2 separate regions of the Homo sapiens genome follow, and region 2 is linked to region 1. Evidence: read pairs that join two places in POLR2A ChIA-PET (ENCODE). Cell type or tissue: OCI-LY7. All regions are shown on one strand.

Evidence for each region. Peaks named below come from ENCODE experiments on the same cell type or tissue, not always from the same donor. Only the 100,000 strongest peaks of a DNase experiment are listed, where the experiment ranks them.
Region 2: POLR2A ChIA-PET joins it to region 1 with 8 read pairs; 2 of 35 experiments call an interaction of 5 or more read pairs at or near these places.

What each region holds. Positions count from the first base shown.
Region 1 is chr17:17,608,099-17,610,598 of GRCh38, forward strand. No RefSeq gene overlaps it. Among named protein-coding and RNA genes, the nearest start is that of PEMT, 18 kb to the left of the region's middle. In OCI-LY7, no CTCF peak of the experiment used is centred here; a DNase peak (open chromatin) is centred at 1,223.
Region 2 is chr17:17,333,809-17,336,308 of GRCh38, forward strand. The region is part of intron 3 of NT5M (5',3'-nucleotidase, mitochondrial); the gene reads left to right. Among named protein-coding and RNA genes, the nearest start is that of NT5M, 32 kb to the left of the region's middle. In OCI-LY7, no CTCF peak of the experiment used is centred here; no DNase peak of the experiment used is centred here.

The sequences.
Region 1 (2,500 bases):
TGGCGTGATTTCGGCTCACTGCAACCTCCGCCTCCTGGGTTTAAGCGATTCTCCTGCTTTAGCCTCCCAAGTAGCTGGGGTTACAGGTGCACGCCACCACGCCCGGCTAATTTTTTGTATCTGTGGTAGAGATGGGGTTTCACCATGTTGACCAGGCTGGTGTCAAACTCCTGACCCCCTGATCTGCCTGCCTCGGCCTCCCAAAGTGCTGGGATTACAGGTGTGAGCCACTGCGTGGGGCTGATTTTGGCACACACACACACACACACACACACACACACACCCTAGGGACATTCTTCAAAGTCTGGACACACTTTTGATTGTCACAGCTGGGTGGGGATGGGGGTGCTATGGACATCTAGTGGGTAGAGGCCAAGGAAGCTGCTAAAAGTCTACAATGTGCAGGGGCCGGTCGCGGTGGCTCACGCCTGTAATCCCAGCACTTTGGGTGGCCAAGGCGGGTGGATCACGAGGTCAGGAGATCGAGACCATCCTGGCTAACACAGTGAAACTCCGTCTCTACTGAAAATACAAAAAATTAGCTGGGTGAGGTGGTGGGCGCCTGTAGTCACAGCTACTCGGGAGGCTGAGGCAGGAGAATGACATGAACCTGGGGGGTGGAGCCTGCAGTGAGCTGAGATCACACCACTGTACTCCAGCCTGGGTGACAGAGCAAGACTCCATCTCAAAAAAAAAAAAAAAAAAAAAAAAAAATTCTACAATGTGCAGGACAGCCCTCACAACCAACAATTATCCAACCCAAAATAGAACAGTGCCAAGGCTGAGAAACTGTCCAAATTATAGGTGGAAATATAGTTGTGTGTGTGTGTTTCGGCATTAGAGGGCATTCCCGGGCCTAGGTGGGCTCTGGAGATGGCCCATGCTCAGGTTTTTATGCCGGGAAGGTGCAGGTGCATGGAGGACATTGGCCAGCTGGGCTGTGAGGAGGAGCTGTAGGCAGGTGCTTGCAGAGATGAAGAAGGGAGCCCTCGGTCTGGCTGAATCCCTGGATGGATCATGGGGCCTGTGGGCTCCTCAAGGGGAGGAGACCTGCCCTCCCTTGAATCCAAGCTGGGAGATGGTGGTGCCTCCCAGGAGGGTAAGTGGGCACCTCGCTGCCTTCCACCTCTGAAGGGCCAAGTGGTGCCCAGGATATCCATGTTTTGGCTTCTTCCTGGGCACATGTGGAGACTCCATTTCCCAGGGCCCCTTGCAGGTAGGTGTGGCCACATGACAGGTTCCAGCCAATGGAGTGTGATAGGAAGTAATGTCACCACTCCAGGCCTGGCCATGGAATTCTCGCACCACCCAGGCTCTCTCCTTCCCAGTAGTATCCTAGCTGAGCCAGAGGACGCTGAAGGCCTACAGGGCAGCAGAGCCACAGACGGAAGGAGCCTGGGTGCTTGAGTGACTATGCAGCCTCCCCGGCCTGCCATCCCGTCTGGTTGGACTGTGACATGAAACAGATGTGAAATAGATCTTCATCGTGTAGAGCCGTGGGCCTTCGAGCTTTACTTGTTACAGCAACTAATTTTATTTAACTAATACTGGTGGGTCAGCAGGAACGTCCAAGGTGAAAGACAAAATTCCCCTTCAGTTTTTCAGGGCTGTTTAACTCCTAAGATCCAGGGCTGATCCTTAATTATTCCACCCTCCTCGCCCACCCCATTCTCCATTAGACTCTTGTAGTTTTTGCCAACCTTGGCAAGTGGGGCCTTGAGTAGGCCTTAATTTGATCCTTAAAAGTAAAGGGATTTCTTCCACCCTGAGAGTTGTGTGATAGTTTGTACCAGTTACAAAATTTGTGTTCTTTTTCTTGATGGACTGTGAGCCCCTTGAGGGGAAGGCCTGGGCCTGATTTGCGGATGTCACAAAGGCCCAGTAGTGGGCTGGGTAGGCAGCAATCTTGAGGAACTATTTGTGGAAATCTCTGAGCATGTGATGCCCCTGATTGGCCAGATCATTCTGCCTTTATGGTGTTTGGTATGGTTGTTTTTTTTTTTTGAGACCCGGGTCTCACTCTGTTGCCCAGGCTGGAATACAGTGGTGCAGTCACAGCTCTCTATAGCCTCCACCTCCTAGGCTCAAGCACTTCTCCCAACTCATCTTGGAATACAGTGGTGCAGTCACAGCTCTCTATAGCCTCCACCTCCTAGGCTCAAGCACTTCTCCCAACTCATCTGGGACTACAGGCATGCACCACCATGCACAGCTAATATTCTTATTTTTTTTTATAGAGATGGGAGTCTCGCTATGATGCCCAGGCTGGTCTCGAACTCCCGAGCTCAAGTGATCTGACCTCCCAAAGTGCTGGAATTACAGGCATGAGCCACCGCGCCCTGTCTTCCTTTGTTTGTGTTGATTACGAATACATTCACTTGCAAAAAATAACAAAAAAAACCCCCAGAAAATCCGATCAACAGAGACGTAAACAAATAGGTGTTTCGTTGTGTGTGTGTTTTTTTGTTTTTTTTTGTTTTTCATGGAACACAAGCTCGAA
Region 2 (2,500 bases), 270 kb before region 1:
CACCATGCCCAGCTAATGTTTTTGTATTTTTTTTTTTTTTTTTGAGATGGAGTCTCACTCTGTCACCCAGTCTGGAGTGCAGTGGCACAATCTCGGCTCATTGCAAACTCCACCTCCCGGGTTCATGCCATTCTCCTGCCTCAGCCTCCCGAGTAGCTGGGACTACAGGCACCCACCACCACACCTGGCTAATTTTTTGTATTTTTAGTAGAGACGGGGTTTCATCGTGTTAGCCAGGATGGTCTCAATCTCCTGACCTCATGATCCGCCCGCCTCGGCCTCCCAAAGTGCTGGGATTACAGGTGTGAGACACCGTGCCTGGTATGTTTTTGTATTTTAGTAGAGATGGGGTTTCACCATGTTGGCCAGGCTGGTGTCAAACTCCTGACGTCAAGTGATCCACCTGTCTTGGCCTCCCAAAGTATTGGGATTACAAGCGTGAGCCACCATGCCTGGCTCGTTTTGAGTTAATTATCATATATTGTAGGAGGTAAAAATGGAGAGGTTTTTTTTTTTTTTGCATGTGGATCCAGTTGTGCCTCTGTTGGAAAGGCCACCCTTTCTCACTGAAGTGTCATGGTAGCCTGGGGTCCATTTCTGGAATGTATCCTGCTTCTCTGATCTAAGTGTCCCACCTAATGTAAATACCACACTGTCTCAGTTACTGTAGTTTTTTTTTTTTTTTTTTTGAGATGGAGTCTTGCTCTGTCGCCAGGCTGGAGTGCAGTGGTGTGATCTCGGCTCACTGCAACCTCCTACTGGGTTCAAGTGATTCTCGTGCCTCAGCCTCCCGAGTAGCTGGGATTACAGGCACGCGCCACCACACCCAGCTAATTTTTGTATTTTTAGTTGAGACGGGGTTTCACCATGTTGGCCAGGATGGTCTTGATCTCCTGACCTTGTGATCCGCCCACTTTGGCCTCCCAAAGTGCTGGGATTACAGGCGTGAGCCACTGTGCCTGGCCACTGTAGTTTTATAGTAACTTTTGAAAGCAGTGTGAGTTTTCCAAAATTATTCTTCATTTTAAAAATTGTTTTGGCTATTCTGGGTCCTTTATATTTCTATAGAATGTTTAGAACAAGCTGGTCAGTTTCTACAAAGAACCTGGTGAGAATTTGATTGCAAGTGCATTGTAGCTATAAAGCTTAACAATATTGGGTCTTCTGATCCACAAGCACATACACATCCTCATTTATGTAGGCCACCTCTACCTTCTCTCAGCAATGTTTTGTAGCTTTCAGTGTACCACTCTTGCACATATTGTGTTAAATTTGTCTCTATTTCATGTTTTTTTTTTTGGCATAGAGACTATCTTTATAAATATATTTTTAAATATTTTATAATGGTAAATACACATGATAAAATTTATCAAGTGTACAGTTCAGCTTATTTCGTTTTTAATGCTATTATAAACTTTGTTTAATTGAAATTTCCAAATATATAGAATACAAGTGATTTTTTTTTTTGAGATGGAGTCTTGCTCTGTTGCCCAGGCTGGAATGCAGTGGTATGATCTCGGCTCACTGCAAGCTCCGCCTCCTGGGTTCATGCCATTCTCCTGCCTCCACCTCCCAAGTAGCTGGGACTATAGGCGCCCGCCACCATGCCCAGCTAATTTTTGGAATACAAGTGGTTTTTTAATTTTAATTTTTAATTTTTGTGGGTACATAGTAGGTGTGTATTTATGAGGTACATTAGATGTTTTGATACAGGCATGCAATGTGTAACAAACACATCAGGGCAGATGGGGTATCCATTATCACCTTAAACATTCAATCCTTTGTGTTATAGACAATCCAATTATATTCTTAGTTGTTTTAAAATGAACAATTTTTTTTTTTGAGATGGAGTCTTGCTCTGTCACTCAGGCTGGAGTGCAGTGGCGCGATCTCTGCTCACTACAACCTCTGCCTCCTGGGTTCAAGCAGTTCTCTTGCCTCAGCCTCCCAAGTAGCTGGAACTACAGGCACGTGCCACCATGTCCGGCTAATTTTTGTATTTTTAGTAGAGACGGGGTTTTGCCATGTTGGCCAGCTGGTCTCTAACTCCTGACCTCAAGTAATCCACCTGCCTTGGCCTCCCAAGGTGCTGGGATTACAGGCATGAGCCACCACGCCTGGCCATGAACAATTAAATTATTTTTGATTATAGTCACCCTGTTGTGCTAGCAAATACTAGGTCTTATTCATTCTTTTTTTTTTTTTTTTTTTTGAGATGGAGTCTCGCTCTGTCACCCAGGCTGGAGTGCAGTGGCGCGATCTTAGCTCACTGCAAACTCTGCCTCCTGGGTTCACACCATTCTCCTGCCTCAGCCTCCTGAGTGGCTGGGACTGCAGGTGCCCGCCACCACGCCCAGCTAATTTTTTGTATTTTTAGTAGAGACAGGGTTTCACCGTGTTAGCCAGGATGGTCTTGATCTCCTGACCTCGTGATCCGCCTGCCTTGGCCTCCCAAAGTGCTGGGATTACAGGCATGAGCCACCGCGCCCAGCCTATTCAT